Regions from separate parts of the Homo sapiens genome. Here regions 1, 2 and 4 are each linked to region 3. The links are chromatin loops, found by intact Hi-C in ENCODE. Cell type or tissue: PC-9. All regions are shown on one strand.

Region 1 (2,500 bases), 100 kb after region 3:
TCATTTTTTGCTCTCACAGAATTTATGCAAACAAAGGCAGCCACATGGTCTGTAGTCCCTGAAATGCGTTACTGATGTACATGTGCTCCTTAAGTTCAAGGAGGAGCCATTATTACTGGCTTAAAATGTCATGAAGAGGTTGCAGCTGAAAATCCCTGGGGTCAGGAATGATTTGTTTCAATTTTTTACCTGTTTCCTATTGCAAGTATCATTAATAATGTTGACTAAATCATTATCTTTGCAAAAGCCTGCCGAAATTATCTTTTCCCTGAACTTGTGTTTGTATGAATACTGTTGAAATAATTTCTTCATGAAATACAAATTTCTCATGTTTATTTAAAATGGTTTGCATTCGTGCACAAATTGACATCGCCTGAGGAGAAAGCCAAATAAAGACCTTATCAACAAGAAGGCTTTTGAATTTGCCCTCAAGATAGTGACAGTTACCAGGAATATATCTGTCCAATTCTGTCATTTGCAGAACTTAAGTATGCAACAAGTTGTCATTGGCTTTGTCCATTTTTCTGTCCCCACAATACTTCTTGTCCTCTGAATTGATCCTAGTAACTTTCCAATAAATTCCATTTTTGCAATCGAATTGCAGTTCTGACCATATGGACCTATTCAGACTTTTGTAACATTCCATTTCCAAATGATTTTCGGCCAATTCAGTTCAAGCTGCAAATCAAATCTAACCTCTGTAATGAAAAGAACTGCAGAGAAAACCGTTTTCCAATTGTCCCTCAGAACCATTCCTTAAAGGACCTCCCACTTTCAGGCCAATAATAATTTTCACAAACATACCCATGGTCATGCTTTTTGATTTCATAATCGGCTTTGTTTAAATGAAACTGGGGGAACAATGTAGGTTCTTTTGCCCAGCCCCATGCAGTGGAAGAAAGGGTCCCCTATTATCTCCACAGCTGCCGTTGCCCTGACAGCAGCAGGTTGGTTATCCTAGTACCTCTAGGTGGCAGTGCAGCCCAAGACAACGTACTGGATCCTTGTCTTCCTCCCCTCCCCCTCTCTCTGGGTTGGCAGCACAGGTTGGATTGGCATACAGGGAAAATAATCATTAAAAATAAATGCAATCAAAAGAAGTAGGTTATTATAGTGGCGCATTGGAACTGCTTTTGTTCTTTTGTTAGAAGTCTGTCAGCCTCCCATTAGAAATGTTTGGGAGGAGTTTACCACTCAGCTGCAAAAATTTGCTGGAGGTTAAAAATGACAATCTCTGGGACTCAACCTTGTTGCCGATTTATTCCTGAGAAATTTGGTTTTAGATGGTTGGGTGGCTTTGAAGTAGCATGCAAAGACACACAGATGGGTCTGTTTTGCTTAAGGCAATTCATAACTGTTTTTGTAATACTGAAATGCATTATGACCCAATGACATGCTGAGGTTTTATGGGCCACATAAACTTGGGGAATGGGGCCTTCATCCCCTCAAGCATTTATCCTTTGGATTACAAACAATCCGATTACAGTATATATACTGTATTAGTCTGTTCTCATGCTCCTAATAAAGATATACTTGAGACTGGATAATTTATAAAGGAAAGAGGTTTAATTGACTCACAGTTCCACATTGCTGCGGAGGCCTCACATTCACGGTGGAAGGCGAAGGAGGAGCAAAACCACATCTTACATGGTGACAGGCAAGACAGCATATGCTGGGGAACTGCCCTTTATAAAACTATCCGATCTCGTGAGACCCATTTGCCATCGCGAGAACACCACAGGCAAGAAAGGCCTCCATGATTCAATCACCTCCCACCGGCATCCCTCCCACAACATGTCCTTATGAGGATTTCAAGATTACATTCTAAAAATATTGTCTTGTAAGCAGGTAAAATATTATTATAAGTTGCTGCTTAGTAAAAATCTAGATAAGTTTAGCAACAACCCGGGTCCTCCACCTCATCTGAGGCCAGTCCCTTTCCCCGCCCCTTCTTCTAAGCCATCCTTCCCTCTACTGTACAATGAAGAGTCACTTTCCATGAACATTAACATCAGATGTTAAGTCAGGATTATCTGCATCATGCTATGGCAACAAGTGAGCCCCAAATCTGATGACTTAACACCACCAAAATGTATTTCTCATTTGTACAGCCTGTCTGACTTGGGCCATGGGTGACTCTGCTTCACACTGTCACTGAAGTGCACCACCTGGAATAAGGGTTCTTGGCCTTCTCTTCTGGACTTTGTTCTGGAATCCACACACATCACTTCTGCCCCCAGCTCATCAGTGACAACTACTGACAGTTCCCCACTTCACTGCAAGGGAGTGGGGAAATATTAGGCAGACATCTCAGCCTCCATCATAAATCACTTTCAGCTCCACATTTTAGGATTCTATGATCCTGATGGAGAGACAATCTTATTAACTTTTTAATGCTCCCAACTGTTAATACCAAATGGCTTGTTAATTTCTCAAAAACTAAATTTAATGGAATACCTTGAAGAACTCCCAGGCTCACATCAAGGGGCAGGCTCTTGTA
Region 2 (2,500 bases), 51 kb after region 3:
CAGTTTGTGCTTTCTCACTTATTCCAGACTTCCTGCATGCCTGATGTGGTTGTTATGCAAAACAGCAAGATGTTTATTTGAGAGTGCATTAAGGGCTATAGTTTACAAATTTGTTACAATTGCCACTAACTGTGTCCTTGATTCTGAGAAACTCATTTTTTCCCGATGGTTTTTCTTCTCTGAAGTCAAAATGCGTGTTTAAATCGATGGCTTTTCTCAGTCAGAGTCAGCCTCGTGGCAGTCATGACGTTGTTATGTAAACACTATCCCTTTATAGCATCTGGCAAGGTGAAGAAGGTCCAGAATCAAAGCACTTAGACTTCGTGAAATGTGGGATCCATTTTGATCAGTGCATAAACATTCCAATAATGAATACCAACAGATCCCTACCATTCCCAGAGGATGTAAGCTGTTTGTAGGAAAGGCATTTTGTTGTTGTTGTTGTTGTTGTTGTTCTCCAGGTTATAAATGTGTGGAACCAATTTAGTCTGGTAATTGTAACGAGTTTGTAGTTGCAATAGAAATGAGTCAACCAGCAAGCAAAGCTCATGTAGAAATGAGTTAATCATCAAGCAAAGCTTAAATGTAGGTATATATAATCAAGTGTGTTTGTGTCTCTAGCTTCCTGTTATACTCAGATTTTATTGATTTTAGTTATTTAATAAGCATTTCTTAAACTCACCATGAAGAAAACATAGGTGAATCTGACACTAATTCTGCTCTTAAAAAATCTTGCTCTGTAGCAGGGAAGGTAAGACATTTCTAAATAATTGTAATACAGAATGGAAAGTGTTAAATGCAGATAATACGAAGGAGAATAAAAAGATCCAGATTCTAATGTAGCATAACTGAAAAAAGCAAGAACTGGATTGCTTAATAGTTGAATGATTTCCAAAAAAGGCTTTTCAGCTGTTTCCAAAAAAGTTCATTTCACAACAAAACCCCTTTTTCAAATGTTTAAATTATTTAGAACAAAATTTCAAATCCTTATGGATTTTATGTAGTTTAATGATTTATGAAGTTGCATAATGTTGAAAATTGGTGACTTCTAGAATTCTCATATGTATATTCAAGGATAGTCCTAAACTTAACCAAAGCAATTCAAAGTGAGTTTGTAAGCACACAACTTTTATTTGGTCTTTCAGCTCGAAGAACAATCAAAACGCGTAAGTCAAAAGGAAGATGTGGCTGCATTGAAAAAACAAATTTATGATTTATCAATGGTAAGAATTACCTTTTCACTTACAGAAATGCACTTCCTGTTAGACCACATCCTCATGCTCTTATTTCAGTGTTCCAGGAAGAGCAGCTTAAAGGGAAGTTAATACTGTAGTTAGAAAAAGTCCTTAAAATAACTTTGATCAAAGATACTATTTATGCAGGCTTTTCCCTCAATAATATGCCACTTATTGTGAAAGCTTTTACTTATTTTTCATACAAAGTAATAAAGACCTAGTGCTTACATTTTATGTAACACAGTTAACCCTGTGTTCTTCCAACATCAGCTCTGGTCTGTATTCCTGGCTTAGTGATGAGGATATTAGTGCCTTGCCCCTTCCTCCAAGTTTTTTTTTTTTCTGTCGCTTTTCCATCTTACGCCAGCCACATCTACTTTTAGTACTAACAAAATTGGTAACATTTACATATCTTCTGTTATGAGTTTTATTTAGTTTGGTTTTAGATTAACTCTCAAATTTGAAAGCAGATAAAGAGCATTTTCTTTCTTATGATTCTAAATATTTTCACTGCAGAGCTAAGAAATGAGTGAGGCTTGCATTTCTTTCTCTCCATTTATTATCTCTGATCCACTTAGAAGGTTCCCAGCTTCATGGTCAAATGAATTCCTAGTTCCAGATTTTTCCACATCTTAGTAGGCTTTGTATTTGGATAATGACATTCTTGTAGAGTTATTTGTTTTTCTTGGATTTTCTGGTTGATTTTTTTGGTTTCTTCTTGCAAAAAGCACTACCATTTTCATGATATCACTGATACCTTAAGACTTATTTAGTCTTTCCAATGCATGAAATTTGTTTAGTTTTTCTCCTTGAAAATATTAATTTTGGAGTCTATAAAATTTCAGTTTTTTTTTTTTTTTTTTTTTTTTTTGAGATGGAGTCTTGCTCTGTCACCAGGCTGGACTACAGTGGCACGATCTTGGCTCACTGCAACCTCCATCTCCTGGGTTCAAGTGATTCTCCTGCCTCAGCCTCCCAAGTAGCTGGAACTATAGATGCGCACCACCACGCCCCGCTAAATTTTTGAGTTTTAATAGAGACAGGGTTTCACCGTGTTGGCCAGGGTGGTCTCAATCTCTTGACCTCATGATCACCCGCTTTGGCCTCCCAAAGTGCTGGGATTATAGGCGTGAGCCACCGCACCTGGCAAAATTTCAGTTCTTATTGGACTGATTGTTTTTTAAACTTGCCACCCATATGTTCTGCAATTTCTTTTCACTAGGCCTTTCACTGAATTGCAGCATTTTGCATATTACAATTTTTTG
Region 3 (2,500 bases):
AAATCAATAACAACTTACATTGCACTAATGATAAGATTCATTGTATTAGCTGTCCAACTGTATACAACTATATTCACTTAGCAATTAGGTTGCTAAGACCAGGACTTCTAATGGAATGCCTCTCATAATTTACCAGTTAAATTTTCAGATGGGGGTTATCAGTAGTAGTTACAGTTTAATAGAAGCTGTTAGTGTTGACCATGTTTATTGTACAATTCAAGAGGAAATAGTTCCCCAGATGTTTAGCACTTAGCTTTATGTTTAAGAACACTAGCCTAGTAGGAACGTGTCAGTAATATCCCTTACTTAATGATCACATTTTTAAAAAATCAAAGTAATAAACGATAAAGAGAATCCAGAATGAGATAAAAGAAAAATACAGAGTCAGAAAGTCTAAAATGTGGAGGAAATGGATAATGTAAATAAAGTAAAAATGAGCCAAATATATCTTCACAGGCTATGAGAATCGCCTAAAGGCACGGTTACATAAGCCGTATGACAGACTGAGGGTCTCCTGGAAAAGGATGGAAAAAGTGTTTAAAAGGATCAAAATGGGTGGATTTTAAAGATCTCATATCCATTAAGCAGTGTTAAAGAAACAATAGTATTGTCGAAAAAAGTGTTTAAAACCAAAGGGTAACCTACCTTTGGATATGTAATTTCCATAAAGTTTGTTTAAGTAAAAAAACCTACAAAACGACCTCAGTCTTTGTTTAAACAATGCTGTCTGCCAAACGATTTTGTTTATCAAATTTTTTCTCAGGTTTTGGAGACAAGGATTGAGAAAAAATGTGGAATTGGAGATCTGGAAGATCTGTGTTTAAGCAGTGGGACCTTAACGTTAGACGCACAAAAATGCGTTAACGAAAGCCAGTAAAATTGAGAATGGGGTCTTCTGGTAAATCTTGTACTTTGGTTTGTAAGAAACTTCTATATAAAGAAGTTTATCAAGTTTCGGGAGTAAGATAATAAAATGCACTTAACCCATTCGGAATCCTACCCCTACCTACCTTACCTCTGTGCGGTTAGCTTCTGACGCGCGCGCCAGCACGTTCTGTGGAGAAGCGGAGCGCTGGGCTCTACCTGAGCAGCGCTTACGCCGAAGGGCAATGCTCCCCCCGAATCCCAGTTCCGGCCAGCCAGGTCTCCCCCACCTGCGCGGCAAGCAGCGGTGGACTCCGGGGCGTGGGAACTGGAGAAGCGGTGGCGCGCGCTCCTCCTCCCTGGCTGGGCGGAGCTGCACCCGCCGGGAAAGTGGCGAGAGCCACCTCGGCGCTTGGGCGCTCAGTCGCAGGAGGCGCTCCTTGGCGGTGCCTGGAGCCCGGGCGCACCCCACCGCTCCCGGGACCTGTTGGGGGCTGGCCCGAACCGTCGTCGAAGGGAGCCGCTCGGCCACCCCCGACGTTCCTCGCCCCGCCCGACGTTCCCTCAAGTGGCCGAACCAGCCGGACGAGCCAAACTCGCCGGGCCTCCCGGCGGCAGCAGGTGGCCCCGTCCTTCCAGGGAGGGCCCTGCGCCCCGCGGCGCTCCGGAGCCCTCTCGGCCGCCCCCGCCAGGCGGGATGGAGGCGGATGGGGACGGAGAGGAGCTGGCCCGGCTGCGCTCAGTCTTCGCCGCCTGCGACGCGAACCGCTCGGGGCGCCTGGAGCGCGAGGAGTTCCGGGCACTGTGCACGGAGCTGCGGGTGCGGCCGGCCGACGCCGAGGCAGTATTCCAGCGGCTGGACGCCGACCGTGACGGCGCCATCACCTTCCAGGAGTTCGCGCGTGGCTTCCTCGGGTCCCTCCGCGGGGGGCGGCGCCGGGACTGGGGTCCTCTGGATCCCGCGCCCGCCGTGTCTGAGGCGGGGCCGGAGACACACGACAGCGAGGAGGACGAAGGCGACGAGGACGCGGCGGCGGCGCTGGCCACCTCGTGCGGCCCGGCGAGTCCCGGCCGGGCTTGGCAGGATTTCCAGGCGCGACTTGGGGACGAAGCCAAGTTCATTCCCAGGTGCGAGTGTGAGCTGGGGGCGGGAGGTTATTCTGGCGCTTCCTGCTTGCTTCTTCCCACTTACTTGCAGGTGTGCAGACCCAATGGCCCCCCCCCCTAGTCTTCTCTGTGAGTTGCTTGTCTTCCTTCACCTACTCGCTTTGACTTTTCCAAGATCCGCTAGAGTTAAGAAAAAGGAGTCAGAGAGTCAGCGTTTGGGGAGAAAGTTTTACGTGCTGAATCCTGAGCCTGCAAAGGGCGGCGTGTTCATTACAGGAGCTCTCCTGAAATCTGCAGCTGCTGGCGCCCCGCGCGAGTTTAGGCGCGCGCGCCACATCTCACCGCGTCCTGGTTACGTCACCTTCTACCCCAGGCCTTAGGCTCTCACCCCAGGGCTGGGGCCCGGGCTGTTTGCCAATTTGGCGTCCTCTGTAATAGTTTTCTGATTTGTCGTTTTCCTAAGACTATAGAAAAGGAAACTTTGTTGGGCTTTTACATTGCTGGACACAAATATTGATTGATGTACCTG
Region 4 (2,500 bases), 91 kb before region 3:
TGACTGTTGCAGTGAACAGATAAAATGGAGAAAATTATGTTTTGTTTGTTCCAGAATATTCTCATTAGTACTTTTATAGTTCCACCTCAACCCATTCAAGCTCTAAATGGAAAATGAGGAAGCTTTGTGTATTTTTCACCAGAAGTCCCTTGTCTTTGAAGTCTGAAGGAAGTGTAGGGAACCCAATGATATGGTTTGGCTGTGTCCTCACCCAAATCTCATCTTGAACTGTAGCTCTCATAATTCCCATGTGTTGTGGGAGGGACCCGGTGGGAGATAATTTAATCATGGGGGCGGTTTCCCCCATACTGTTCTCATGGTAGTGAATACATCTCACAACATCTGATGGTTTTATAGGGGGAAATCCATTTTGCTTGGTTCTCATTCTCTCTTGTCTGCTGCCATGTAAGGCATGCCTTTCACCTTCTGCCATGATTGTGAGGCCTCCCTGGCCTCATGGAACTGTGAGTCCATTAAACCTCTTTTTCTTTATAGATTACCCAGTCTTGGGTATGTCTTCATCAGCAGCATGAAAATGGACTAATACACCCAAACACAGATAGAAGAAGGGTCACAGAGCATCCAGGTATTCTAAAGGCCTTAAAATGTATTTATGGCCCTGTAACCTGACTTGGGAATTGAACGGCTCCAAAATGCTGCCCATTGTTCTTGGACTCAGCTGCCTTTGCCTTTTATTCCTTTCTGGTTTACCTCTGGATTCAGGCTGCCTGTTTGTACTGGGTGACATAAGTGTTCTCCCTTGGCTGTGCCTCTTGTTTTTCTTACTAACCCACAAGAGGTGGTGGGAAGAAGGTTAGCTCTGACTCAGCAGGCTGGTAGATGAGGCTAGACTTTGCTACCTCCTTTCGGTGTGATCTTGGGGCAAGCCACACAGAATTTCTGGGCCTCCTTTTTTCATTCTAAAGTAGGAGTGAAAATACCTTCCTCCATTATTTCCTTAGATAGTTGTGAACCCACAGTAAAGTGTTAGTTATTTCACCTACATGAGAACACTTTATTAATGCAATGAGGCAAGGATTCTTATTTTAAAAGCAAGCAGGAAGAAAATAGTATGCCAATGCAAAGACAGAAAAAGGCAGGCTTTAGAAAAATTGGATTGTGAGCAAGGATATCACCATGGGGTAGAAAGAGAGATGGCCAACCTAGGTAGAGAACTTGTGGAAATCATGCTCTGACTCTTTGTGCTTTAGAAGTTCCTGACTTTTGAGTGTTTCAAAGGCCATCAGGTGCACTCAGGAAGTGGGAACACAGGGTCAGGGCAGAGAAGGGGAGGAGACTAGCTTCTTGCCCAGCTGTGAGTTTTCTCACTGTGACTCATGCAGAGAGAAATCTAGTATTCAGAAGTGACTGGCCTGTCTGAAATTACATGACTGAAAATAAGGACTGTGGATGGTACTTTCAGTGCTGGGAAGAAAGGGTTCTAGAAAGGTTTGAACTTTCAAATGAGACCTTACGGTCAAATAGATAAAGCAAAGAGGCCAAAGGAGGGTGCCAGCCAGTCAATTTGCAGAAGACTGTGTAGTTCACAGGGCTTTCCACATCGCTTCTGTCCTTTCCTCCTGACAGTGACACTATACAAACCAGGCAGGTATTGTCCTCATTTTTAAACTAAGGAATCTGAACCCCATTGATGCAAAGACCTGGTAAGTGGCAGAATGTACACTAGAACTTGGGTCTGCTATCTTAATTTACTCTTTACTTTCCAGCTATCTGGAGTCTGTATTTGCCAACGCCCAGACAAGTTAAGCAACTTCTGAAAGGTCACACAGCAGTTAGTAGCAGAACCAGGGCTCAACCAGATGTTGAGACGCTATACGCTATGCATTCTCCACTATTCCATGCAGCCTGTCAAGTGGGTGGTGGAAATGTTGTTTGACAACTGTCAGGTACTCAGCATGGCTGGGAGAAATATCCTGACCTCAGTGAGATGACATTCCATGGCAGTAGGTGACACACTTGAGCCTATCATATGGGCTGCCAGGGAACGTGCCACACAGTCCTCACTATATGGCTAGGCGAAGCTTGTGGAGTTTTATCTTTTTGTTTCCCTTCTTAAGGCTCCCTTGGTACTGAGGACTAGAAAAGAACATCCAAAGAAGAGAGGCGTTAAACAGCCTTGTGCAACAGGTCTGGTATGAGAACTCTACTGGCAGGGGGTGGCATTTGTAAGTCTTTGACAAGTAGCTGAATTACTGGGTTGGAGAAGAAATGCTGTAACTTCCAGGAAGGAAAGAAGGCAGCTCAGGGTCGCCATGATGGAGAAACAAAGGAAAAGGGGCTCAGATAACTTTCTATTGATGTAGATCTTTTCTGAAGTTTTGATAGCATTAGAGAAGGTCTTCTTAAACTCAGCGACAATTTTTTAGGGTTTTGGGCAATATAAATGGTGGGCTCCTTTGAATGTGCAAGGAACAAGAAATTTCATATAAGCAGTAACATATTAAAATGAAAAAGTGTGTTTAATCAGATATATACCATT

The links. Peaks named below come from ENCODE experiments on the same cell type or tissue, not always from the same donor. Only the 100,000 strongest peaks of a DNase experiment are listed, where the experiment ranks them.
Region 1: a loop joins it to region 3, with 4 times the contacts of the local background. A loop is called at or near these places in 2 of 110 quality-filtered maps.
Region 2: it touches region 3 in a loop (2.0-fold over the local background); 6 of 110 quality-filtered maps call a loop at or near these places.
Region 4: a loop joins it to region 3, with 8 times the contacts of the local background. A loop is called at or near these places in 4 of 110 quality-filtered maps.

What each region holds. Positions count from the first base shown.
Region 1 is chr9:82,960,181-82,962,680 of GRCh38, reverse strand. No RefSeq gene overlaps it. Among named protein-coding and RNA genes, the nearest start is that of RASEF, 100 kb to the left of the region's middle. In PC-9, CTCF peaks have their summits at 763 and 962 (motif pointing right); a DNase peak (open chromatin) is centred at 1,000.
Region 2 is chr9:83,011,157-83,013,656 of GRCh38, reverse strand. It overlaps RASEF (RAS and EF-hand domain containing), which reads left to right. Exons shown (of 17, transcript NM_152573.4): 5 at 1,146-1,223. Among named protein-coding and RNA genes, the nearest start is that of RASEF, 51 kb to the left of the region's middle. In PC-9, no CTCF peak of the experiment used is centred here; no DNase peak of the experiment used is centred here.
Region 3 is chr9:83,061,929-83,064,428 of GRCh38, reverse strand. It overlaps RASEF (RAS and EF-hand domain containing), which reads left to right and starts at 1,287. Exons shown (of 17, transcript NM_152573.4): 1 at 1,287-1,992. The coding sequence starts at 1,562. In PC-9, a CTCF peak has its summit at 1,533; DNase peaks (open chromatin) are centred at 1,238, 1,308 and 2,298; H3K4me3 peaks cover 2,500 bases; H3K27ac peaks cover 2,428 bases.
Region 4 is chr9:83,153,321-83,155,820 of GRCh38, reverse strand. It overlaps a transcript of RASEF not described here. Among named protein-coding and RNA genes, the nearest start is that of FRMD3-AS1, 65 kb to the left of the region's middle. In PC-9, no CTCF peak of the experiment used is centred here; a DNase peak (open chromatin) is centred at 1,310; H3K27ac peaks cover 630 bases.